Regions from separate parts of the Homo sapiens genome. Here region 1 is linked to region 2. A link is an interaction called in ENCODE POLR2A ChIA-PET data of the cell type or tissue named here. Cell type or tissue: MCF 10A. All regions are shown on one strand. Links, peaks and the distances in the headings refer to the core of each region. The heading gives the core; the rest is flanking DNA. Region 1 overlaps EYA2 (EYA transcriptional coactivator and phosphatase 2). Region 2 overlaps EYA2 (EYA transcriptional coactivator and phosphatase 2).

Region 1 (8,335 bases), core at 149-8,148, 170 kb after region 2:
ATAAAGAACGAGATCACGTCCTTTGCAGGGACATGGATGGAGCTTGAGGCCATTACCCTTAGCAAACTATCACGGGAACAGAAAACCAAGTACTGCATGTTCTCACTTAATAGGTGCGAGCTAAGTGATGAGAATACATGGACACACAGAGGGGGACAGCAGACACTGGAGCCTATTGGAGGGTGGTGGTGGGAGGTGGGAGAGGCTCAGGAAAAATAACTAACGGGTACTTTATGGGTAACGAAATAATCTGTACTACAAACCTCCATGACGCAAGTTTGCCTATAGAACGAACCTGCACACGTACCCCTGAACTTAACAGTTTAAAAAAATGAGGGTTCCTCATGGACAAGTTGTCTCTCATTTCCATAATGCTACTATCTTCATACCAGCCATCAGTGAAAAACTATATAACATGTTCATGTTTTTTTTTCATAATTACACGTGAGCTCAGATTCATTTAAAAAATCACCAAACTTTATTGCAACCAGGCTCATTTTGTCTCCCTGCCTAAGTCATCCCCATCATGGCTCAGTTGGCGAGAAATGAGGGCATTTTCAAGGTTTGGTTAAAGTTTAGATTCTCTCTCAAAGGAGCAGGAGAGCCTGTGGGGAATGCTGGGCACAGGAACAACTTTGGAAAACTGTCCCCAGGCAGCAGCGTGGCAGGAGGCAGAGAGGGAGACACAGGCGCAGCTGAACCCATTTACCAGACTCGAGTTCTAGCTTAAGCAAAAAATGCCATCACTGCAAGCGAGGGTGTGATGGTGAGAATAAAGTGTTCCAGTGGATCAAGAGCTATTTCGGAGCCATGGTGATAAGTCTTAGCGATCAACTTTGATACAGCAGGGGAGGGATTGGGAAGAGGCCAGCAAGTCTTCCAGGCTTTCAGAGTGAACTCTGAGTGGATGGTAGAGCTCATGACCACTGGGAAGGCAGTTGGTAGGGAGAGCAGGGAATGTAGTTTGGGACAAATTGCAAGTTGAGAAGCTTATACATTTTATTCACAAGAGAGCCCTAGAACCCTCAGTGGATGCATTTCTTGTGGCTGCTGTAAGAAAGAAGCACAAACTTGGTGGCTTACAACAGAAATTTATCCTCTTGCAGTTCTGAAGGACAGAAGTCCAAACTCAGTATTGCTGGGCCACAATCCAGGTGTCTACAGGGCCATATTCCATCCAGAGGCTCCAGGTGAGAATCCATTTCAGCCTCTGGTGTCCACCAGCAAACCTTGATTTGTGGCTGCATCACTCCAAGCTTCAAGGCCAACATCTTCAAATCTCTGTCCTGTCTTCACATTGTCTTCGTGTGTGTGTGTGTGTGTGTGTGTGTGTGTGTGTGTGTGTGTGTGTGTGAAATCTCCTTCTGCCTCTCTCCTATAAGAACAACTGTGATCTCATTTGGGGCCAACCTGGATAATCCAAGATAATCCCCCATCTCAAGATCCTTAACTGAATCCCATCTGCAAAGTATTTTTGCCACATAAGGTGACATGTACAGTTTCCAGTGATAAGAACCTGACATCTTCCTGATATCTTATTCAGCCTGGTATTGACTAGTTTTTAGAGTGAAATTTTAGCAAGTGTGTATAATTGATAGGCTTGCCATTGATAGGCTATTAGAAGCAGTAAAGAAGGAGGAAGGGGTACAGTAACCCGCAGGGGTAAAGAGCTGACCAGAGGTCCCAAGGACATGACAGTATCATAGAATACTTAAAAAATACAAGCTTGCAATAGCAGAGGTGCATTTATTGAGTGCTTCCTACATACCAGGCCCTGTTGTAACTGCTTTACCTCAAGTAAGTCATTTAATTTTAGAGAAAGTGATATGGTTTGGCTCTGTGTCCCCACCCAAATCTCTCCCACCCCATATCATGGGAGGGACCCAGTGGGAGGTAATTAAATCATAGGGTTGGGTTTTTCCCATGCTGTTCTTGTGATAGTGAATAAGTCTCACAAGATCTGATGGTTTTATAAAGCAGAGTTTCCCTGCACATGCTCTCTTTTGCCTGCTGCCATGTAAGACATGCCTTTTGCCTTTCATGATTCTGAGGCCTGTGAGTCCACTAAACCTCTTTTTCTTTATAAGTTATCCAGTCTCAGGCATGTCTTTATTAGCAGCGTGAGAACAGACTAATACAGGCAGGGATGCTTATGTGCCCACCAAATCCAGATATTCTTCCTCCTGAACACAGATCTACGCTGCATTTCTCAGTCTCCTTGCAGTTAGGTCCAGCCAGTGACTGAGTTCCGGCTAATGGACCATGAGCAGAAGAGATGTGTGCAATGTGTAGGGCTGGCCATTAAGACCTTGGATACCAGACCCTTCCCTCTCTTTTCTCATCTACCTGCTGATTGGACTTGCCTCTGAGACACTATAGGGAGAAAGACCTATGCAATGGAAAGGACCTGGGCCCTTGGTTGACCACATGGAGGACACCCATCTACCAGGAACACTGTTACTGGTCCTTAGGTGAGAGATCCATTGTGACTGTGTTAAGCCCTGAGAATATAGGGTTTATTTGTTACAGCAGCTGACATTACCTTAACCAATACAGATCCTCTATCCATTCGATGGAATTTTATGCAGCTGTTAAAAACAATAAGTAGGGGTTATACCCATTGCTTTGGAAGCAATTCCATGAATATCACTGATGGGCAAAAAATCAGATGCTAAGCAGGTGTAATGTATTATTTTTAAAAAACAATCAGTGATTCTTCCTGCCACCTGCTCCCACAAAAAACCTAAACCAAACTAAACACCAAACCTGAATACATCTGTTTAGGAACACAAAAGTATGAAGAAAAATGTGGAAGACAAAAAGGTCAGGGGTTGGCAAGTTATAGCCTGAAGGCCAAATCTGGTGCACTTCCTGATTTTGTAAATAAAGTTTTATTGGAACACAGACACACCCACTTTGCTTACATATTGTCTAGGGCTGCTTTCATGTTATGATGACAGAACTGAGTAGTTGAAATGGAGATTGCATGGCCTGCAAAGCTATAAATATTTACTATCTGGCCCTTTACAGAAAAAGTTTGCCAATGCCTGTACTCAGTGATCAACATAGGAAAGATTAAGATTGTAACATATAAGCAACATGAACTACTATTAGTAACAAAGCAGATAAGATCTAGATGTACTAACAGTGAAAAAATGTCGAGATTATGAAAGTGGAGACTAGCAAATTGTGGTGTGTAAAATCTGATCCTCTTTTTGTAAAAAGAAAACTCTATGAATTTGTGGATGATTTTTATATTTATTAAAACATGTCTGCAAGGGTATATACCCAACAATTAACAGGGGTTATGTCAGAAAAGATCTATTTTTACTTTATATACTTCAGCATCATTTTATTGCTCTATGATAAGCATGTTAATTACTTTTGTAATTAAAAATGAAACCAAAAAAGGAAAAGAAAGTCACAAGAAACCTGAACCCCAAAGTGTGTAGAGGTTTCTGGTGAGGTGGCCTTTGTTCTTGAGTATAAAAGTGGTCCTTATATTTATTCAGATTCTCTAAGTGCCAGGTGTGAGGCCTGGCTGACACACAGTAGGTGCTCATTAAATAAATAATGACAGCTGGGCCCGGTGGGCCTGGTGGCTCACGCCTGTAATCCCAGCTACAGGCTGAGGCAGGGGAATTGCTTGAACCCAGGAGGCGGAGGCTGCGGTGAGCCGAGATCGCGCCATTGCACTCCAGCCTGGGCAACAAGAGTGAAACTCCATCTCAAAAAAAAAAAAAAATGACTGCATGAACGAGTGTGGAAGGAAATGAATAATGCAGCAAAAGAATGAAAAAGAAGAGAGAAGAGAATGAAAACCTGCCTTCCTCTGCTCACCCATCAAGCACCAGGAAATCAACTCAGGCTGAGAAAAGGCCTGCAGGACGTGCCGACATCCATTTTGACCTTACGAATGGCCAAAGATACTGATAGTGCTTCTTCCCTACTCCCAAAATCAAGGCAAATGACACACATGAAAAACCTCGAGTAAATTTTCTGCCAAAGATTTTCAGCTGCAGACCACCAACCCAGCTTCCCCTTGGCTCTGAGAATGCCTCGTAGTAAGAACTGACTGTTAGCAGAACCTATTTCCCTGGGGACGCAGCTCAGGGTTGACATGAACTCACAGTCTCGAGCAGAACGAAACTGTGAGGAGAGGTGGCTATCGGTGGCATCTCCTGGTGTTTGAGGAATGACGCACAGGGTTTCTTCACTTGCTCGGCTGAAAGGAAGGAGCATCTGTTTATGTTGTTGCTGCTGTTTTGACACTGGCCACTCATCGGCATGGTATTTGTGGAGAGAGGTGGCATAAAAACTGTATTAGTGTGTTCCCTCAAAGAGAGCGAGCTGCCAGGAGACTGCGTGCTACGCAAATCTTTTGTCCACAAACCACAAGTCAAAATGAGTTGGAATTTAGAGAGAAACACAGCTGTGTGGGTTGAGACATTGCTTCTTTACTGTAAGCTCCTAAATTTACCGATTTTATTTTTCTTATTTGCCCCCCTTCCTTCCTCCCTGTCTGTTTCCCTTCTTCCACAAATATTTATTGAACTTTTACTATGTGCCGATCGTTGTTCTAGGAGTGAGGCATGGAACAGCAAATTAAACAATGTCTCAGTCCCCCTGGAGATGATGCTCTAGTAGGGGTGACCTACAATAAACAGGAGGCGCTTAAATATTCATGACAGGGTGATCAGGGAAGGCCTCTCGGAGGAGGTGATATTTGAGCAGACCCCTGAAGTGGATGAGCAAGTGATGTGAAGAGGAGGTAGGAAAGAGCAACAGGACAGAGCAGCACATGCAAAGGCCCTGGGATGGAAATGAGCTGGATGTGTCTGAATGTCAGAAAGAAGAATCGTGTGGTTGGAACATGATGAGAAAGGGTCACAGGGAGAGAAGAACATGTCCAAGAAGTAGCCAAGGGCCAGCTCACACAGGGCCTTGTAGGCCCTGGGGAAGCTAAGTGTATTGGGAATTTGCTGGAAGGTTCTGAACAGGAGAGTGGCATGGTCATCCCAACGAGAGCTCCTTTGCTCCTACTTATTCACGCGATCTATGCCTATTCAAGGAAAGTTGGAAACCACAGAAAAGAAAAAGGAAAGAAAAATGCCACCCATGATCTTAGCATCTGTGCTGGTGGTTCTGAATGGCAGTGATTTTACTTCCCAGTGGACAGTTGGCAATGTCCAGAGACACTTCTGGTTGTCATAACTGGGGAGGGAGAGGAACTGGGGAGGGAGAGGCCAGGAATACTGCTAACCATCCTACAAGGCACAGGACAGCGCCATAAGGAAGAATTATCAGGCCCCAGTGTCCGTACATCTGTCCATACCGCTGATGTTCTCAAGGCCAACTCTAAACCTGTGTTTGGGGACATTTCTCCCACTTCCAACCCGGCTCATTCTAATCTACTTTCATTTTTAGTGTACATGAGCTCCTACCTAATCTTCTATGTTGATGCTTCCTTTCCACCGAACAGGAAAACATAACCATTCCCCAAGATTTTGTTCTAACACTACCTATGATGGTGTCACTTTCCTTAGCACTGAGGTTCCATAACCAGGTCCCATAACTCTTGGGTTAACCCGCGGAGTTCTCAAGCCCTCAGACCCCAGCATCCCCATGTGTAAAGTGGGGTTAACAGTACATCTGCCTCAGAGGGTAGTCATGAAGATGAAACGAATTAGAATATGTAAAGCATCAGTGACACACACTAAATATTATAGGAACATTTGCTATGATCACAACTCAAGTATCTCCCTTTCGTGTTTTCCAAGTTTTAATATTAGGAATAATGCTGTTAAAAGTATTTTTAAAGATAGATTTCCACGACTTCAAATATTGGGTCTCTCAGAGTGGGATGACATTTGAAAATTGAACTCTATGAGCTGTGCAAAACTGTCACAGGGTGAAATAGGAATGTTTCAGGAAGTCTCATTTTTCATGTGTTTAGATGTGCAACGACTCCTGATAGAGAGTTTCCCTGGGCAAAACACCTTCACTTTGCATCTTAAGATAATTGGGAATGCAACCTCTTACATAAAAGCATCCTTAGGGTGCCCTGCTTGGGATGCGGGGCTGATCTGGTATGAGGTTCTTATTTCAGCAAGCGTGGGCAACCCCTGCCCCGGGGAAGCCAGTGGGGCTGAACTCGCAGGCCTCAGCCTGCCAGGAAGAGCTCCAGGTGATGCCTCCAGGTGCGGGGTGGCCTGCGGAGGGGACCAGGCTTTACTTTTCCATTGTGTGCGGCCTCTGGACCAAACAGGAGCTCTAGCAAAATGCCCAACTCCCTCCTTATTCCGGTGGGTGCTTGCTCTGCCCTTCACTGTTCAGCAGAGGAACTAGAAAAGCACAGAGCTGCACAAAGGAGGTGCTCAACAAATCCTTGTTGAATGAATGAATGACTGATGAACAAACGGCCAAAGCTATTGATTCATCACACCGATTTCTAAAAGGAGGTTAAATGAGGCCAGCTTCTGGCTTGCTCAGAGTAAAATCTAAAGAGCCAAGCGCAACCCATGAGGCCCTGTCTGATCCCGCCCCTGACTTCTGGAGCTCAGATCCCGCCACCCTCCATCTCTCACACTGGCCTCCTAGTGGTGGTCCCTCAAGCCCCATCCCCCACCAAGCATGCTCTCCTTTCAGACATGCCCACGGCTCTCCCTGCCCCTCTCAGGCCTCTGCCAGAGAGACCTCCCTGACCACCCTACCTTAAGGAGGGTCCCTCACTACTCCTGCCCCATTGCTCGGCGGAGTTCTTCTCCATTGCATTTCTCACCCCCGGACACATTCATTACACACGTGCCTTTGTCTGTTTCTTGTCTGTCTCTACCCTCCAGAAACTATGATTCACAGAAAGAGAGACTTGTGGGCTTTCAACACCAATAGTCATGCCTGGTATAAGTAGGAGCATAATAAATATTTGTTAAGAGAGAGGAAGGAAGAGGGAGAGAGGGAAACTGACAATGTCAGGAGGTGGCAGAATTCTTCAGAGAGGCTCTGATGCTTCTGAATATTTCTCTGGGAACCCTGTTATCCCTGTTTCACAAATGAAGGAACTTAGGCTCTGAGAGGTTGAACTTGGCCCATCTGATCCTGAAATCCACACTCTCGCCCCCATCCTCTCCTGCCTGGGCCACAGATTAGTCACTTGAAGTTCAGATGACGAAAATTACCTGTATAAGGTCCCACAGCAGGTTAGTGGGGGAGCTGGGACAAGAATCTGAGTCCTCTGACGCCTGAGAGTGGTTTTATTACTCAGCTCCCTGGTGGCCCATGATGTAGAAGTGCATAGCCCGGTTGCCCTTCAGGGCTGTTGTGGGAACTTTGTTCTAATCCTCAGTGACTGGCACTCTTCTGCTTGTCCAGCAGACCCAGGATGTAGGTTATAACTGGTATCAACCAGAGTTTAGTTGCAGAGGGTAGAACCCACTACAGCTAGCTTAAGCAGGAAGGGGTTAATTCAGGCTAGCAAACGACTTAGAGAATTTCTGGGGAGGTTGGGGGCACAGACGCTAGGATAAGCTTTAGGGAATGCCAAAGCGACACCAGACAACTGGTTACTGCTACATGTGCTGTGACCAGAAAGCTGCTGGTTACAGAAAAAATCCCTCCATGATAGGCACCTTGTGGATATCTCTATCAGGAAACCATTCCACTAATGTGCCAGCCTCATGACCTTATCACACTTGCCAGAATCCTTACAAGCAACAAGGATGCCCTGTGCCCTGCGTGGCTGATGCTGTCACTACCTTGCCTAAATCCCTTCGGCAAATACCATTTCCATGAAAACCATCCAACTTCCAAACGGCAGCAAGTGCAATGTTTTACCTGAAGGCTCTTTCTGGCATATGTGGGGTATAAAGACCCCAGCTCCCTCACCCCTAAGGAGGGATTACTCAGCGGCACGTGTTATAAGCCCTTTCCCATCAGGGTGTAGCCTTAGATGCTCAGGGAGTAACCTGCTGGATCACACACCCTCTGTTACTTTCCTTCGCTTCATGCCTTCCTTCTTTATTCCCATTCTGGTGTTTCTTGGAGTCACCTCTTAAATGAACTATTGGCACTGGAGCCCTGATCTTGAGGTCAGCTTCTTGGGAACCCACACAAAGACACCATGCCTCTCAACACACATAAAGCTAGTGCCTGCTCGCTGGGGCCTCTGCTAAAGCTGTGCAGCAAGCCAAACTACTCCAGACTCTGCACAGTGACAGAAACAACCAACACGGCAGAGGCAATTTGAGTACGACCTCCGCCTTCTGAATTTCAAGGAAGCGCATGTGCCTGCTTAATGTTCCATTACTCCTAGAAACCTAGCTGCAAGGGAGTTTGG
Region 2 (8,335 bases), core at 258-8,257:
CTATATTATTTGGGGTTTTCATTTTGGGATCATAAAAAAGGCATTTTAAGAGATTTATTTCAAGGTTGAAATCTGCTTTAGGAAAAACTGGCAGCTAAGGCAGTGACTCAGACCCTGATGCTAGCCATCCTCATTTGATCTGATCCGTGGTGGGGGTTGGAGGGGGACATGCATGTGACTGGGGTGGGGGGCACAACTGCTCCCCTGACCTGAGGGCTCTAGCACTTCACCTGGTCCTTATACCCCAATTGCCTGATTTCTTCCAGGTTTTCCAAGGAGCAAGGGATTAAGAGATAGTTCCCCAAAATAATAATTCTTATCAGAGCTTTGCTGGTTGGATGGTCTACTATGCACCTGCTCCTGCGCTCAGCACTTTATTTGCATGTTGTCATTTATCTTATTTCCAAGGCACCTTCAGTCCATCACCAAGAGAGGGGGGCGGTGAGGGAGGAAGACAAGGAGCCCCTCTGTGTGCTGGGCCACTATAAAGGCAGCTAGCCTCCCTTGTCCCCCATGTCTGTTGTCCACACAGCAGCCAGAGTGCTCTTTTTAAAACAACTATCAGAGCTGTGCTTTTCACTTAAAACCCACTGGCTTCCCCTGGCCCTCTGAGTAAAGCCACCGTCTTCTAGTGGCCTCATGTGCTCTAGTAACCACCTACTCTTCCACTCTGCCTTGAATCTGCCAAACTTGCTCCTGCCTCAGGGCCTTTGCACATGCTGTTCCTCAGCCTGAAATCCCCTCTTCCCAGGCTCTTTCAGGGCTGGATCCTTTGTAACATTCCATTCCCACTTTCAATGCCAGAAAGGTCTTCTCTGACCATTCCCTATGAAATAAACTAACATACTCCTCCCCACTCACTCCACATCCCATTACTCTGTTGCAGTTTTAAACAGCATTTATCATTGACTGAAATGCTCTTATTTATTTATTTATAATTTTTTGTGCTTCTCCTCTAAGTAGGAGGCAAACTCCATGGGAGCTATTACTGTGTCCCTCATACCTAGATCAGAGCTTGAATGGCAGATGCTTGGTTAATTTATTTTCTTTTTTTGAGACAAGAGTCTTGCTGTGTTACCCAGGCTGGAGTGCAGTGGCATGATCTTGGCTCACTGCAACCTCCGCCTCCTGGGTTCAGGTGATTCTCCTGCCTCAGCCTCCTGAGTAGCTGGGACTATGGGCACATGCCACCATGCTCGGCTAATTTTTGTATTTTTTAATGAAGACAGGGTTTCACCATGTTGGCCAGGCTTGTCTCAAACTTCTGGCCTCAAGTGATCCACCCACCTCGGCCTCCCAAAATGCTGGGATTATGGGCATGAGCCACCGTGCCTGGCCATTTTTTTATTTTAAATGAATATATGAATATGTGTGAACTTTGTGTACATTATCCCATTTCCTCCTCAAAATATCTTTTCCCTGTTTTACAGATAAATCAAAACTCAGACTGATGAAGTGACTTGTCCAAGGTCACGCTGCCAATAAGTGGCAGAGCTGGGATTCAAATCTAGGACTGTCTAACTCAAGAATCCAAAATCTTAACCATTTTACTCATAAATATATCTTCATGGGAACTAGTAACATAAAATGAAATGATTTATTAGGAAAAAAAAGCTTAGGGCAGATAACCACCAGATTTTTTTTTTTTTCGTAAATGCCTGATTTGTAACTGTTGATGTCTACTTTTAATGAAACAAACAACATGTTTAATGACAATTACACTTCCAAAGTGAGGAGAAACGGCAGGCAGCTGCCACCTAAAAATCAGCCCTGATTCTTTTCTCAGGTCTCAGGCTGGCTTTCCTCTCTGATAACTGCAATGCTGGTCTTTGGAGGGGACAAAAGGAGAGCCCACAGGGTGGGAAACCGTCTCCCCTTATTGCTGTGGAGTATGTGTGTCTTTAATTTCCTGGACTTGATATGAAAAGGCAAAGCTAACTGGAAAATCCCTTCCTTGTCAGCTGCCATTTGCTGCCTGCCAAAGGCCGGGAATGGCTCTGCGGGAACCAGACACCTTGGCCGCGATTGGAAATCAGCTCATTTTAGCTGCCCCCGAAGGGCTCAGAACCATCTCTCTCTGCTCCCAGCCTTTCCCCTCACTTACTTGTAGCCCATGTCTTTCTAGGATGTCACCCTAGGAGTCAAAAACAGGTGTGTTTGTGAAAAGATTAACTTTAGGGCCTCTTTAGATCCATTAATCTTATCAAATGCAACATATCCAAAGATAATTTTCAGAAAACAGCAACACTCTCTGAATAATGTCTTGGTCTGTCAGCAACGCTAGCTGTCTGTTTCGCTCTTGTCAAGGGTCTTGCAGGTGGGATGCCACGGTCAGTCCTTCCAGATAGAAACACGAAGCCTACGGCCCTTGCTCTAAGAAGCTTGAATTCTGACATCTTAAGCATTGGACTCAACCCAGTCCCAGGATTAAGCCCTCCAGGACTGTCTGCTTATCTTTCCAGCTTCAGACACAGCTCTGAGCCCTTGGGGAGGAGAGTCTTGGGAGCCCCAAAGAGGCATCAGAGATCTCTGAACACATCCCTCAGCCCAAGGAGGCTCAGAGGGTGAAATTAGTTAATCTGCTTTGTGCTCTTCATACATATTTTCTTTTCTTTTTTGTTATCTTGGCTCACTGTAACCTCTGCTTCCCGGGTTCAAGTGATTCTCCTGCCTCAGCCTCCTGAGTAGCTGGGATTACAGGTGTGTGCCACTACAGCTGGCTAATTTTGGTATTTTTAGTAGAGATGGGATTTCACCATGTTGGCCAGGCTGGTCTCGAACTCCTGACCTCAGGTGATCCTCTCGCCTCGGCCTTCCAAAGTGCTGGGATTACAAGCATGAGCCACCGAGCTTGGCCACATAAGCATTTTCTTAAGGAAACTTGCATAATAAGTAGAGGTAGATGTTTGGGAATTTGGGGACTGTCTTCAAATATTCTTGTACTAACAATTTCATCCGTAACTAACTGTTCAGTTGAGAACAGTTAGTGGCACTTTAGATGTGTTTCTGAAGAATTTCTGGTGGCCTGGTTAACAAATTCACTAAGTTAATTAATTAACTTTTTTTTTTTATAAGAGATTCAGCCTAATTTTGAGGGGGTGGGGTGGGGACTGATGGGTGCATTAATATTGCTTTTGTGTGTTTACAAATTGCTTCTAGAGTGAGCATTTGAGCATTCTACAAGAATGAAAAGTCTGAGTAATTATATAAGAATGAAACATTTGAGGATTCTACAAATCAGGGTTTTTCCGCTTTGGCACTGTTGGCATTTTGAGCCAGATAATTCCACGTTGTAGTTCCATCCTGTGGGTTGTAGGAATTTGAGCAGCATCCGTGGCCTCTACCCACTAAATTCAGTAGCACGCCTACCCAGTTGTGACAGTCAAAAATGTCTCCAGACGTCACCAAATGTCCTCTGAGGGACAAGATCACCCCTAGTTGAGAATCACTCCTCTAAATGATTTTTAAAATAATGAAAAAGCTTGGTCCTTAGTGTTAGTAAATTAACTTTGGAATTACAGAGTGGGCAATGAAACTAACTTTCTAACTTGTTAATGAAACCAGCTTTCTAACTAAGAGATGAACTAAATGAAAAAAAACAAACCTAAGTCTCTCCCCGCCAGCTGAGTGGGAGGTGCCACTTTCTTGTCTCAAGGGGCAGCTCTGCCCAGTAGTTAGGACTGACTCCTGCAGCCAGACAGCTGGCTGCAATCTGCGCTCTGCCCTTATTGCTAGAAGGTACGTGACTTGGGACAGGCCACTTAACCTCACGAAAACCCACGGCATCTACCTCCCTGAGACAGGTTAGGGAGGTGATGGGTGGAAAGCACTTGGGATGCATGGGCGGCTTGCGGCAAGCACTACTAGCGGGCTAGTCATCCTTGTTCACAGAATCGCTTCTCCGGGGCCTGGTTGGTCACACCTAGCATTTGCACTGGGCTGCCCCTTTCTCAGGTGCCACGCGAAGGGAAGGTCGGGGGAGGCGTTTGGCCTCGCGCTTTGCAATCCCAGGCCCTTTCCTTTCTTAACACTCAGACTGCATTTGGGCTGGGCTTGTGTCTCCTTGGGGGCCTTGTCTGGGCTTGCAGACTGTTGCTGCAAAGTGCAGACCTGCCCGTCTGCAGACCTGCCCTCTCTGGAGATGTCTCAAAAATACAGGCAGCTTGCTGCCTGCCTTCGCCTCACTTTTCTTCTGTGTCAATTACCCTGACGTCCTGAACTTCAGGACACATGTGCTTCAGCACCAATCCTGGAATGGAGATCTCCTCCCCTCTCTCTTTTAAAGAAAAAAAAACACACACAAACACACAAAACACATCAAAACCATCACACTATCCAAGCCAACTGGGTCTTTAAAAAATCACCGCCAAGGAGCTGTTTACAAGTTGAACAAATAATTACTCTGCCACAAGGAAGAAAAGTATTAATTAAAGCTGTTCATTAAACCAGCTCCCTATTCTGTGGGGTTTATCTCTTGGAAGTGTCAGCCAGAGGTCAGGAATGGATTAACACACAACAGAGAGCTTTGCCAGTTAAATCTCCTCCTTGTGGTTAGCTTTTAATAATAAAGTTGTCATTAAAAGAAAGAATTTAATGGTTTTAATTGGGTTTAATTACTTGGAAACTTTTGGAAGGCAGATCAGCTTGTTTAAAAAAATTTTTTTTAGAGGAAGACAAGAAAATGATGCTGATAAAGAAAAAATAAGTTGATTCACATGTTTAAACAGTAAAGTTAAAAAAAAACTTGGCTTCTTCGACAGTTTTGTGGGAGAACACCAAAAATAGAAAAGATAATGGGTCTATCTGTACTAACAAGAACTTAACTGGCCAGGCAGGTGGCTCACACCTGTAATCCCAGCACTTTGGGAGGCCGAGGCGGGCGGATCACGAGGTCAGGAGATCAAGACCATCCTGGCTAATACAGTGAAACCCCATCTCTACTAAAAATACAAAAAAAATTAGCCGGGCATAGTGGCAGGTGCCTGTAGTCCCAGCTACTCGGGAGGCTAAGGCAGGAGAATGGCGTGAACCCAGGAGGTGGAGCTTGCAGTGAGCCGAGATAGTGCCACTGCACTCCAGCCTGGGCAACAGAGCAAGACTCTGTCTCAAAAAAAAAAAAAAAAAAAAAAAACTTAACCAAAAGACTGTAGGATACATTCCATCATCGCTGAATCACAAGAGTCAAACTCATGACAAATGATGAAATCATGGTCAAATTTAAGAGAACAAAGAAAGATGTTGAAACCGGTTCCTCTTTTGGGGTTTTGTGCAACTATTCAGCCTCTTAGAATTTTTTTTTTTTTAATCTTTGAAGAATGTTCTTTCAGCTGGACATGTCTAGCAGCTTTTAAAGTATTTTTCTAGGATATAAATTTAAAGGCAAAAATAACAAATAAATAGATAAAATGGATTGTGGATATGGAGTAGAGTGACCAACTCTCCTGATTTGCCTGGGATTGAGGGGTTTCCTGGGTCTTGGGACTTCCAGTGCTACAAGTGGGAAAGTCACAGACAAACCTGGATGAGATGATCACCCTAACAGGAGTCACTGCCCAGGGCTGAGGGGCATGTGGTGACATGGGAGATGGGTTTGTTTATGGAAAGTCATTCCAAGGACTCAGAACAGGGTTTGATGCCCAGCAAGTGCCCGCTGCTGCCATCAGCATTGACAACATCCCCATCAACACCACGTGCTTTCTGCTTATTATTAGTAGTCGTCACACTTCAGCACACTTCCTCAGATAGAACATCTTACATAACCAGCAATGTGCTTCTAAAGATGCAGCTCTTTAAAAGATACTATATGTATAGCACACCCTTGACATAAGTGACTCCATCTTAGAAAAAGACTCCATCTTACATTTTAAAAGTCATCAAGTCAACAAGAGTCCAGATGTCTACCTAATCAATAGAGACAACACCCAACCAGATAAGGGTGTAACCCTTTACCACCAGTCCTCACCAGAGGACTCAAGGGTCATAAAATGAGCAGGACCTCACCAGCTTGACATCTTAACACATTCTGTCTCACTGTCACTTGTCATCAGCACCCAGAATTTGAAGCTGAAGGCTCTGCCCAAATAAAGGACTCTTGGAAGATACTGGCAAGTGCCCGGATCAGGACTCTCTCCTTCTACATGTCACTCTCCTTGGACTGGTTCATTAGGCCCCCCACTCCCCCACCTTTTTTTTTTTTTGAGATGGAATCTCACTCTGTCACCCAGGCTGGAGTGCACTTGGCACACTGCAACCTCTGCCTCTTGGGTTCAAGTGATTCTCCTGCCTCAGTCTCCCAAGTAGCTGGGATTACAGGTGTGTGCCACCAGGTCTGTCTAATTTTTGTATTTTTAGTAGAGACGGGGGTTTCACCATGTTGGCCAGGCTGGTCTTGAACTCTTGACCTCAAGTGATCTGCCTGCCTCGGCCTCCCAAAGTGCTGGGATTACAGGCGTGAGCCACCGTACCCAGCCCGTTAGTCCCTTTTCATATCCCCTTTATTCTTGATGCCTAATGTTGCTGTTTGGCATGAAATTCTAATCTATAACATTTATATATCAATTAAGTATACTATTATGTATGGTTTGCAATATTGACTGACTTGTGGAGTGGTTTCAGCCTTTTGTGCTCATGGCCCTGACTACCAAGTGAAAGGGTAATATTAAGGAGAATTGCCTCCTTGGGAACTCCAGACAGGTCATTCTCTTGTCTTCCTCTAGCTAGTGGCTTTCATAACTGAAATAGCATCAGTGAAAGCCTGACCTTGTGGAAAGACATAAACGTGCGTGGACCTGGTTATATCTGACCTTGCCCCACTCATGACAATATTTTAATAATAATATATAGTTTCAAATAGCTAGAAGGAGGATATTAAACATTCCCAACACAAAGAAATGAGAAATGTTTGCGATGGTGGATATGTTAATTACCCTGATCTGATCATTATACTTTATATGCATCGAAACATCACCATGTACCCCATGAATGTGTACAATTATTATCTGTCAATTAAAAAAAAAAGTGTCATTTGCTTATCTACAAAAACTCTTTACTACATAGGAGGTACAGCTCCAAACACTCGACATGTATTAACTCATGTAATCCTCCCCCAGTGACCCTATAAGGTGAGTATTATTGTTATTACATCCATGCTACAGAGGTGAAAACTGAGGCACAGGAAGGCAAAGTGACTTGTCTGAGGTCACATGGCTAGGAAGTGGAGCTGTCTTTGGATCTGAGTAGTCTGGCTCTTGAGACCAGGGGTGGTGAACTTTTTCTATAAAGGTTTGGAAAGCATATATTTTAGGCTCTGTGGCCCATATGGTTTCCATCATAACTATTCAACTCTGCTGCGGTAGCACAAAAGCAGACATAGACAAGATGTAAACGAATGGGTGTGACTGTTACAATAAAACTTTATTTAAAAAAACAAGCTGGGGGAGTGGGGAGGGAGCAGATTTGGCCCATAGGATGGATGTAGTTTGCTGACCTCTGCTCTTGACCACTTTGCAATGCTGTCTCCTTGCTCTCAGATATTGAAAGTCCCTTGCCTCAAGGAGCTTATATTCTAATGGCAGAGAAGGGCATAAAAAACTAAGAAACACGCCTGTAATCCCAGCACTTTGGGAGGCCGAGATAGGTGGATCACGAGGTCAGGAGATCGAGACCACCCTGGCTAACACGGTGAAACCCCATCTCTACTAAAAAATACAAAAAAAAAATTAGCCGGGTGCGGTGGCGGGTGCCTGTAGACCCAGCTACTTGGGAGGCTGAGGCAGGAGAATGGCATGAACCCAGCAGGCAGAGCTTGCAGTGAGCTGAGATCGTGCCACTGCACTCCAGCCTAGGCGACAGAATAAGACTCCATCTCAAAAAAAAAAAAAAAAAAAAAACCAAGAAAATAACTAAGAAACATTTCATTTCAGAGAGTGACAAATGTTATGAAGAAAATGAAACATGATGACATTAATGTTAGGGAGATGATAGGGAATGAGGGGACTGTGGCAAACTGAACACCTGAGCCATTTATAGGGGGTGGTTTCTGGGCAGCTGCAGCCAAGTGATGCCATTTGGGATTGTGGGTGCAGCATGCCCAGATCTTCTGATTTTTCAAAAGAAACCAGAAAGCTGGATTTGTATGTGAAATATCCTGATTTTAAATGCTGGCAACAAATTTTAAAAGTAATAAAAAGGATATGTTTAAGGGCCAGGTGTGGCCTGCAGATGCCCTCAGTGTGATGTCTGGCCGAGGAAGGAGCTGGGGTTGGAGGGCAAGTTTGAGGGCTGGGCCAGGGAACTTGGGGCCTTGGTCAGCTCAGTTGGGTTTAGAATGGCCTTT

What was found. ChIA-PET counts read pairs that join two places held together with the same protein. Peaks named below come from ENCODE experiments on the same cell type or tissue, not always from the same donor. Only the 100,000 strongest peaks of a DNase experiment are listed, where the experiment ranks them.
Region 1: POLR2A ChIA-PET joins it to region 2 with 19 read pairs; 2 of 35 experiments call an interaction of 5 or more read pairs at or near these places.

Annotation. Positions count from the first base shown.
Region 1 is chr20:46,950,549-46,958,883 of GRCh38, reverse strand. All of the region lies in intron 1 of EYA2 (EYA transcriptional coactivator and phosphatase 2), which reads right to left. Among named protein-coding and RNA genes, the nearest start is that of EYA2-AS1, 53 kb to the right of the region's middle. In MCF 10A, for the core only: no CTCF peak of the experiment used is centred there; a DNase peak (open chromatin) is centred at 4,253.
Region 2 is chr20:47,121,844-47,130,178 of GRCh38, reverse strand. The region is part of intron 9 of EYA2 (EYA transcriptional coactivator and phosphatase 2); the gene reads right to left. Among named protein-coding and RNA genes, the nearest start is that of MIR3616, 41 kb to the left of the region's middle. RefSeq lists an enhancer at 3,942-4,455. In MCF 10A, for the core only: no CTCF peak of the experiment used is centred there; DNase peaks (open chromatin) are centred at 4,038 and 5,208.